Regions from separate parts of the Mus musculus genome. Here regions 1, 2 and 4 are each linked to region 3. A link is a loop called in an ENCODE intact Hi-C map of the cell type or tissue named here. Cell type or tissue: left cerebral cortex. All regions are shown on one strand. Region 1 has its middle 21 kb from the start of Gm40047. Region 2 has its middle 11 kb from the start of Gm40047. Region 3 has its middle 5.5 kb from the start of Foxo1. Region 4 has its middle 32 kb from the start of Gm40047.

What was found. Hi-C counts contacts between places; a loop is a spot of excess contacts. Peaks named below come from ENCODE experiments on the same cell type or tissue, not always from the same donor. Only the 100,000 strongest peaks of a DNase experiment are listed, where the experiment ranks them.
Region 1: a loop joins it to region 3, with 2.8 times the contacts of the local background. A loop is called at or near these places in 6 of 42 quality-filtered maps.
Region 2: it touches region 3 in a loop (3-fold over the local background); 5 of 42 quality-filtered maps call a loop at or near these places.
Region 4: it touches region 3 in a loop (4-fold over the local background); 6 of 42 quality-filtered maps call a loop at or near these places.

The regions. Positions count from the first base shown.
Region 1 is chr3:52,599,875-52,602,374 of GRCm38, forward strand. No RefSeq gene overlaps it. Among named protein-coding and RNA genes, the nearest start is that of Gm40047, 21 kb to the left of the region's middle. In left cerebral cortex, no CTCF peak of the experiment used is centred here; a DNase peak (open chromatin) is centred at 1,446; H3K27ac peaks cover 806 bases.
Region 2 is chr3:52,568,230-52,570,729 of GRCm38, forward strand. No RefSeq gene overlaps it. Among named protein-coding and RNA genes, the nearest start is that of Gm40047, 11 kb to the right of the region's middle. In left cerebral cortex, no CTCF peak of the experiment used is centred here; a DNase peak (open chromatin) is centred at 962.
Region 3 is chr3:52,261,623-52,264,122 of GRCm38, forward strand. No RefSeq gene overlaps it. Among named protein-coding and RNA genes, the nearest start is that of Foxo1, 5.5 kb to the right of the region's middle. In left cerebral cortex, a CTCF peak has its summit at 962 (motif pointing right); DNase peaks (open chromatin) are centred at 971 and 1,417.
Region 4 is chr3:52,610,821-52,613,320 of GRCm38, forward strand. It overlaps the pseudogene Gm10293. Among named protein-coding and RNA genes, the nearest start is that of Gm40047, 32 kb to the left of the region's middle. In left cerebral cortex, a CTCF peak has its summit at 1,305; DNase peaks (open chromatin) are centred at 728 and 1,245; H3K27ac peaks cover 288 bases.

The DNA.
Region 1 (2,500 bases), 340 kb after region 3:
CCAGCAGACCCAGGGTCCCTTCTTCCTGCACCTTTCCTCTTAACCACTTGTAAAATGGCTTCCCGACAGGACAACTTCAACATCAGATGCTTCCATTTTTCCTGGAGTTAAATAAAACAGTGTCTCTGGGCAGCAACAAGTATAAATGGGTGGTCTCCAGTTATCTGAGTGACCTTAACCACGGGTCGTGAGTGCTCGGGCTGAACTAGTTTTCCTTGGGGGGTTGGGGGTGGACCGGGGAGAGGTAGATGTAACTAATAGATTCTGTGTTCCAGCCAGCATTGGAGGGGCCTCCTCCCAAAGAGGAGTCTAGTTCATACAGATTGGTAAAGGGCCCAGATATTGGAGCTTTTTTTTCAGAGCCTCCAAGTTATTCTGGTGGACAGCCAAGGACATGTCCCCAGGTAGCTGGCCAAGTCCTTAAGGAAAGCTTCTTCTGTCTCCTAAGACCTCCTCATGTAAGCACCCACATGGCATAGACACGTGCGCCTAGTGACTACCCACGCTGTTTGCATGGTGGCTTTGCTCTTGTCATGGAACTCAAGTGGGATTCTGTGGCCTGAGATAGCAGCTCTAAGGCCACACCTCAACAGAGCATCTACAAAACTCTGGATTTCACAGGTGGAAAAATGTAAATATGGAAAAGACGAGCTTTTTAAAACCAAGGAAAGGAAGAAAAAAAAAAAGCTGTGTCTACAGAATGGCTTTTCCAGGAGCCTGACCCGTCTGTGGTACTTTGTGTGCTCAGAGGTAACCTGGAGTTAGGAAACGTTCTAAAGGCCAGCAGGATCCGCCTCAGTTTGGCTGAGAAAGTGCAATCACTGGCTGCCTGAGATATTACGCAGGGATTTGAATGCTGGGTACAAGTGCAACATGGAAATTATTTCAACAGTCAGTCTGAGTGTCAAGTGTCCTGCTGGGCCTCCGGGATCGGATACTCCTGTGGGCGAATGGAGCAGCGAACAGCGGCTGGAGCTCCATGAAGCCCCATTGCAGGGAGATAACTCGGTGGCCAGTCAAATTTGCCCCAGGGTTTTGGAGCTGGCCTTTCTGCTACATGCAAAGCCAGGACGCGTTTCTTGTCAGATGATTCAGCTGTAAGAACGTGCGTGTGTGGTCAAGCTGTCCGGATGGAGTCAAGCCTGCTTGTGTTCCCTTTTGATCCCTACCTTCTCTTACTTCTGCTCCTGAACTGCTGAACCCGGGGAAGAGCTGTTTGCCGTTCCGTGGCAGAATGACATCAGCAGGGAGGCAGTTCCTGGGCCAAGGGAGCCAAGTCCTCAGACACCATCTCGGAAGTAGGACAAGTACATTTTGTTTCTCCAATTCAACCCAGAGAACTGCCTGGTCCCCGAGGCCCGTGCCAAATGTGTTTGCGCAACCTCGGCAGCGGTGCCCAAAATGCGGCGCAAGACTCGGCCAGAGGTTTCGTTTCGTTGTGGAATGAATACTCACAGATGGTAGGGCTAGCGTTGTTGGTGGCCCTGGCTATGTGAATTGCAGGCTCAAACCTCCGCAAAGGTTAGGGTCCTAGAAGGCATGGTACTCGATCTCTGGCTAGGCCTATCATAACCCATTGCCTCAGTACTTAGCCTAGCCAAGGCACACAGAGCATTGAGGTAAAGCTGGCCAGGGCACTGTGCCATCGTATTTTGGCTAGGAGCATGTTCCTGGGCGCGGGTGGGGAGTTGGGAAGGAGAAAAGCTACCAATTTGGCTGTTGCTCCCGAACATTTGCTCTGCATTCTTGAATGCTCTTGGTTAAAGTCCTTATACCCCAGGCAATGGGGCAAGAATGCACACACACTACACATGTGAATGCATGCATACACAGAGAGACCCAAAACATCTTAGTAGATAAAAACCAGCTGTTTTGTGTGTGCCTATATATGCGTATTTTTCTTAGGAGAAATCAAGGACTATGAAAATGTGTTCACATGTAAATGACCAGTATTTGAAGGCTAATGTTGGTATCTTTCAAAGTCTAACGTAATAATAAACTTGTATGTTTTGTAGGGCTTTATAGGTCACAGTACATTCCACATGTCTCATTCATCTGATGGGCCTAACCACGATGTAGCGCATGTGTTAGCTTCTTCTCCAGTTCTACATTTAAGGGAAGCAGGGAAGTACTTTGCTCAAGACTGCATATCAATCAAGTCTCAGGATCAGACTAAGAACAGAGGCCAACCCCATCCAATCTCCTTACCCTGCCGGCCCCTAATCTTTATAGTAAAATGACCAAAGGGAAACAGTCCTGAAATCTACTCATCTATTTGTAGGACTGGATGACATGGCTCAGTCCCTCCCAGAGCAGTCACGAGACCAACAGCAACACCTGCTTCATTTGGGACTAAAACAAAACAAACAAACAAACAAACAAACAAATCCAACGAGTTCCAAGTCCACCCCTGACCATTCGAGTCATCATCTGCACTTTGATAGCATCATGCATATGATGAGCCAAGTTTGGGACAATAGGAAGGATTGAGCTAGGGTTA
Region 2 (2,500 bases), 310 kb after region 3:
TTTATTTTAGGAAAACTTTCAGACACCCTCAAAGTTGAAAAACTCCACGAAGATACCTGTGAACAGACCTGCAGAGCTGACCTTGGTGTTTTGTTGCCTTGGGTTTTTTTGGTTATTGTTTTTTTTTTTTTTTCTTTTAAATCACGGATCTGTCTGTCGATCTATCCTCTTGTGTATCCATTCACATATCTAATTTTAGGGGATATATTTCTATGTAACCTGCAAATATTAATAAAATTTCTGGGCTGGAGAGATGGCTCAGCTGTTGAAGACTAGACTCACAACCAAAAAGTCAAGTCAAATTTCCCCTGATTGGCCCCAAATCATACATATCAACTAACTAGTCTTTAGCATTTGCCTATAGTATTTTTTTCTTAGATGCAAATTTAGGTTCAATTTAACATCACAAAAAAAAAAACTTGGCATAGGACAGTTTTGTTGCTTTCCTGTTATTGAAATAGTGAAGCTCCCCTTTCAAACCAACTCTCAGGTTAAAAAGCTGGCATGTAAAATAGATCACAACAGAGCTTCCTTGGATGAAAGAGACACTGGGGCTTGCAGCTTTTGCTCCCTAGGGTGTTCTCTAGGGCCCTCCTTAGACGGTTACAGTGCCATGAACTATTCAATTCAGGTCAATTTATTAACCTCATAAGCCTTGGTGTGATCTCTGCGAAGCAGCACTTTAAAGTAGCTCTTTCCAAGCTATTCGCTTTTCATTTCCCATGGTGCCAAAGCACTGGGCCTTTTGCAGATTTTTTTTTCCTTCCCAGCCTTGTAACAGAAAGCTTTCTTTTGTTTTAATGAGTTCAGTACAAAAAGCCACATTTGAGACTGTGATATGAATGCCTGAAGTGAAAACCACAATTGGAGGGGCTGTCTGTGAAATGGAAGGGGAAAAACAAGACTCTGACCTCAATAGAGAGCAAAACACAGAAGCCCGAGTTAGCATAGCAGCATGCGTGTGAAGCTACCTTGTCCATCTCCAGGGCCTTTGCCAAGTAAGGTCTAAAGGTATCCCCAAAGAATGTATATGGCATGTCATAAGTAAATTCTGCTTGGTGCCTTGCAGAGTCATAATGTTTTTGGGTGGGAGAGGACAGAGCCTTTGCTCTCTCAGGAAAGAGGGCTCTATCCAGTGCTCATATCTAGCAGCCATCTGAGTAGGTGGGGGACTGTTGGGTGGGTGCTAAGTCTGGGGCCAGGTTTGGCCAGATTCACATGAGCCAAGTGAATGTGTCAGAGGATAAATGTTGTAGTTATAGAGAGGCCATAATTACCTATCCACGTCTCAGAAGAAGAGGAGGAGGAGAAGGAGGAGGAAGAGGAGGGGCAGGAGGAGGGGGGGAGATGAAGGGGGAAGAGGAAGGAGGAGGAGGAGGAAGAAGAGGAGGAGGAGGAGGAGGAGGAGGAGGAGGAGGAGGAGGAGGAGGAGGAGAAGAAGAAGAAGAAGAAGAAGAAGAAGAAGAAGAAGAAGAAGAAGAAGAAGAAGAAGAAGAAGAAGAAGAAGAATGGTTTTGAAAAAGGAGAGAGAAAGCAGGGTTAGGTTGGCATTAGGTTGTACAAAAGAGTAGAACGGGTCCAAGCCTGTGTTACAGGGGTTTCAGATGCTCAGAGGTAATCCTAACTACTAAGAAACACTACACTGTGACTAGCTACCTAACCTAAGGACGTAAATGGTAGGCTACAGATAGTTACTTAGTAAATGCTTATTAAAGGAAGGGGGATATGGACAGAGATAAGGAGATTGATCGATAGATGGATTGATCAATCGATAGATAGACAGACAGACAGACAGACAGACAGACAGGATGGATGAGTTTAACCTGAACTGCAGAAGCTCTGCGCAGGGGGCTAGGTTCATTGCTGTGTGGTTGTCATAGAGAACTTGAATGCAACTTCTTTGTCAACAGCTATTATTTTAAACATATTTTGACTACAACTCAGTTTCAGAAAGGGGAGGAAGGCATTGCATGAGGACCCAAACAAACCCATCCCACTCTCACTCACATAGTCTTTCAAAGGGCGATGTGTTCTAACAATCTCCACTGCGTTCTTTGTCCCCCTTCCTAAAATACTGGTTTGTAACCCTCAAGCCTAAAAATTCTAGGTCCAACTCTTTGATCCTTTCAAGGACACTTTTAAAAAAAATTTTAATTTAATTTTTTTTTGAGGATCTCTTTCCTTTCCAGAATTTTCAACCTAGTGTGTGTCCCCCCCCCCCCCAACTCCAAAATGGGAGTTAATAGGGCTTAGGAGCATCAGATTCATCCCATGTCATAGGAAGCAAACACAATTCCTGCTGTGTGCTCAGCACTACACAGCTCACCCATTCACAGCAGTGGTCTTGAGAGCATCACTGGTCCTCAGCTGTCCCCCCTTCCTGCCAGCCATTGCTTCCGTATACCTCCCACACCTTTCTTTACTGTCAAGGCGACAACCTTTCACCTTTATCCTTCAGAGGGTCCCATTGTCACTCGACTACACAAATCTTCCCCCAATT
Region 3 (2,500 bases):
GAGCACAACCATACATAAAACTGGCTTATTCTATAGCTGTTTCTGCTCTCACAGGAGACTGATAGAAGACAGGCACATCTTCACTGAAGGTGGCTTAATGAAATCTATGAACATACATTTCTAATCCCACTCCATTGCCAAGGCACGGTATTGCATTGTTTTAGCATACTTTAAAAATATGTCTGATATTTATGCTTACTGGACAGTAGAGGGGGACCCAATCTGGTTTCCTTTGTGGCCATGTTTGAAACAGAGAGGAACCACAAGAATTGTTTTGTTTTCTTTTAAATCTTGTCGGGTGCCTCAAGACAGTGGCCCTGGCTTTGACTCCAGCAGCATGTTGGCCGGGCTAGATTAGATGGAGCAAGGCCCTATAGGATAAACTTTCCTGGGTTCTAACCTCTAGAACTCAGGAGAAAGGATGTCTTTTCTATTAAAAAAAAAAATGCAGTAATGATCACTCTCTGATGGTTATGGAACTTAATGTGATTCAGGATTTAAAAAAGAAGGAGGAGGAGGAGGAGGAGGAGGAGGAGGAGGAGGAGGAGGAGAAAGGAAGGAAGGAAGAAAAGAAAGAAAGAAAGAAAGAAAGAAAGAAAGAAAGGGAGAAAGAAAGAAAGTAAGAAAGAAAGAAAGAAAGAAAGAGAGAAAGAGAGAAAGAGAGAAAGAGAGAAAGAGAGAAAGAGAGAAAGAGAAAGAAAAAGGAAAGGCCAGGAAGGACATGAAGCCAGCCAGCCTGGAAGAGCTGACTACTGAAGCTGTCTCAACAGCCAAGCACTAATGACTGGATAGGCTCTACTTCATTTCTGTATACAAACCCAAAATAATCATGATCGTTGCTGGTTACATTGTGTCTAGGCATCTTTTATTAACCTAAACTGAACTAGTTTTCTTTTAAAAAAAAAAATTTATTTTTGCTTGCATGCATGTGAGAACCATATGCATGCAGTGCTCTCAATGACCAGAAGGTGGCAGCGGATCCCCTGGAACTGGAGTTGCCAGGCGCCAATTATCATGTGCTTTTGCTGTTGTTGTTGCAGGGGTATAGTGTTTGTTCAGTAAAAGGAACATAAATTTGTAATGCCATCCCATCCTCCCTTTGAGTGACATCCTCAGCCACGTCATATGATAGATGTTCTTGTTTCCGGTGATGCACAAATCCGAAAAACAGAAAGAAGACATCTGTACTGGTTGGTTTTATGTCAGTTTGACACAAGTTATAGTCATCAGAGGGGAAGGAGCCTCCGGGAGATCCAGCTGTAGGGCATTTTCTCAATTAGCGATCTAGGCGGCAGGGCCCAGCCCATTGTGGCTGGTTCCAACCCTTGGCGGTGGTCCTGGGCTCTAAGAGAAAGCAGGCTGAGCAAGCCAGAGGACGCAGGCCAATCATCAGCGCCCCTCCACGGCCCCAGCCTCAGCTCCTGCCTCCAGGTTCCTGCCTCCAGGTTCCTGCCCTGTGTGAGTTTCTGTCCTGACTCCTTTTGATGATGAACAGTGATGTAGAAGTGTAAGCCACAGAAACCCACTCCTCCCCCAGCTTGCTTTTTGGTCTTGGTGTCTTCATGCCAGCAATAGAAACCCTAAGGAAGTCAACCTCTAGTGGAGCTTCGTTTTGTATTGCAAAGTTTTTCCAAGTTAGAATCTTGTAGAGCTCAAACATGCAACATAACTAAAATATCCTATTTTGAGTTTGTTGTTGAAACATAAGATTATTTAAAGTACATATGGCATCCTTTTTTTTTCTTTCCAGGCACACTCTTTCAGTCATCTGCTAATTAGAAATTTCATTTTTAAATGTTAAACCTAAGTGCAGAGTGAATCCTGTATCCCCTGCATCCTCAGGAGATGGAGGTAGAAGAACAAGAGTTCAAGGCCATCCTCAGCTACTCGACCAGTTAGAGACCAGCCTGGGTTACACAACCCTGCCTCAAAAACCAAAAATAGAGCATGTTAAACCTTAGGAAATAGAACATTGCCATGTTTTTTATAGGTAGTATTTACTGCAAAACAGAAACATGATATCCTGAAAGATGTGTGTGTGTCTGTCTGTCTTATTTTCTGGCACATGGGCCTTTACATAAGGATGGGTCTTCTGAGTCAGTCAAATCTGATATGTAATAATCTCTTCCTCTCTCTAAAAACATTTAAATGTATATGGGTGTTTGCCTGTGGCAGTTCATGTGTAGTATACCTGCAGGGGCCAGAAGGGGACGTCCGATCCCCTGAAACTAGACTAGTCGTGGGCTACCTCGAGGCCTTATGCCAGATCACTCAGTTCTCTTAACCTCCGAGCCATTCCTCTGGGCCCTGAAATTTGATAATCTCTTGTCTCCTGTTTTCACGTCGTCTCTGACACAGGTAGTCTGCACATTATAGAAAAACACATGCACTCTTAACCACACAGCCATTACCTCTATTTATGTATTCATCCATTCATTGATTTAATTCAACAAACGGCAAGCAGTATGGCTAGTTACTAGAAAATGTAAGCAGATGGCCC
Region 4 (2,500 bases), 350 kb after region 3:
TCAGTTAGGATTAGCTATTCTGTCTCTTACATCTTTCAACTTGCCCATGGTTCTTTTATAGTGGTGATGTTTGTAATGTATAGATTAGTGACCTAAATGGAGAGATTCTGGTGGTATATACATTGTTCCTTGATGTGTTCCCAAAGTCTAGCACAACGTAGATGTCCGTAAATTTTGCCCAAGTACCAATCTTAGCAGTGACAGTTAACTAAATCAGAATTCTTGGGGAAAACACATACTTGCCAGTAATCAAGGAGGCCAGAAGGAGCACTAGAGCTGGGTTGACTAGAGCTGGTGGTTGTGAGCTGTCTCTTATGGGTGCTAGGAACCAAACTCAGCCACCCTGGAAGAGGGGCAAATGTTCATTGCTGAGCTGTGTTTTGAGCTCCAAATTAACATTTCATGAAAGGCGTTTATGAGTGAATCAAGGGCTATCATCAGAAAAGGCCTCGAACTTATTTTAAATTACCTTGGGCCTGTCTGAAAAACTGAAATTATTGTTTAAGCCCCTCAGACATTACACCACTAATCCTTTTCTAATGATCTCATCCTAAGAAACAGCATCAGCAGGGGACTCTCGAGCCTCCCCTCCCTGTAACGACATAATGAGCAGATTTGGGTATTTACATAATAACTTAGGATGATTTCAGAGCATTTTAGGCAAAATACACAGCCACTTAGATTGGAGTCATCGCACCCATCTCAGCTCTCTTAGGAATTAAAGGGAGATGGAAATGGAAAAAAGCAAAAATCCGGGAGTGTTTGGGTGTGTCCCACTCTGTCTCAGTTCTTAAATGCCCTGGGTTTATAATGAGATGTCATAATTAGGAAACTGGCTTCATAGAAAATACAAGCACTGAAGCTTTGAGCAAAATACTAAAAAACAAAAATCGGTAAAAGCAACTAACTAGGTTCCAAAGTGGTACTGAAAACAGGTCGTAATGATCATTTATACAGGGGAGGCCACTGAGCCCAATCTGACCTGGTTTGCTATGTTGCTCATTTCTGATGTATGAGCTCATACGGGCTGCCTTTGTTTAGTATTTTACTTCTATGCCTTTTCTTCAAAATTCGCAAATAACCCGATGGTTATTTTTACCTTAAGACATTTACATGCATGCTTGCTATGTTCTTTGCTCCTCTTTATACTTGGGAATCATTTTCTATCTTTTGCCCGCAGCCGCTCTTTTGTAAGAGTGTCTGTCGGCTCTATAACTACCGCTCTTGGGCTTTTCCTATTTAAAAAATGTGTTATTCTCACCCTCTCATTTCAAAGAAAGCTCTGCTGTGCTCTAGTGTTCGGCTCTAGTTGTTGCTGTTGATGAGTCTGCTCTAGGCTTCTAGGCTGGTGTCCTGTTGAGGCCACCTGTACCTCTTGGTTTCTGTACCTCTTCTTTGTCTTTGGTTGTTCTGCAGACTCACCGTGAAGCATCTCTGTCTCTGTGAATGTTGTTGTTTATGGCATTCGTGAGTCACAAGGTAACTGCCACCAGTCAACTCTGGGAAGGACTCATTCATTGCCTGACTACTTCCCTTTTGTTGTAATTTCCCCAATCTGCCACTTGGAACTTTATTATCAGATTCCTTTGAGATCTCCATTGAGGTTTGTACCTCTTTTTTCTACTTCACATGTTTGAGTGCAGTTCAACCCTAATCCTTTTAAAATATAGACATAGTTACATATTCTGAGAGTCAAGGGTGAGGTAACTCACTTCAATCTCTTTCTCAGGTATATTTTATTTTATGGTTTTTTTTCTTTCTTTCTTGGTTTTTCAAGACCAAGGTTTTCGAGGGTTTCTCTGTACAGCCCTGGCTGTCCCGGAACTCACTCGGTAGACCAGGCTGGCCTTGAACTCAGAAATCTGCCTGCCTCTGCCTCTGCCTCCTGAGTGCCCGGCTGTTTTTTTTTTTTTTTTTTTTTTTTTAAAGTTCAAGTGTTAAGGCTCTCTGCTCCTCCCTGTTCCAGAGACAGCTGCATCTTCTTGTGCAGTGTCAGCCTCGTCCCGTAGACAAAATGGTGAAGGTCGGTGTGAACGGATTTGGCCGTATTGGGCGCCTGGTCACCAGGGCTGCCATCTGCAGTGGCAAAGTGGAGATTGTTGCCATCAACGACCCCTTCATTGACCTCAACTACATGGTCTACATGTTCCAGTATGACTCTACTCACGGCAAATTCAACGGCACAGTCAAGGCCGAGAATGGGAAGCTTGTCATCAACGGGAAGCCCATCACCATCTTCCAGGAGCGAGACCCCACTAACATCAAATGGGGTGAGGCTGGTGCTGAGTATGTCGTGGAGTCTACTGGTGTCTTCACCACCATGGAGAAGGCCGGGGCCCACTTGAAGGGTGGAGCCAAAAGGGTCATCATCTCCGCCCCTTCTGCCGATGCCCCCATGTTTGTGATGGGTGTGAACCACGAGAAATATGACAACTCACTCAAGATTGTCAGCAATGCATCCTGCACCACCAACTGCTTAGCCCCCCTGGCCAAGGTCATC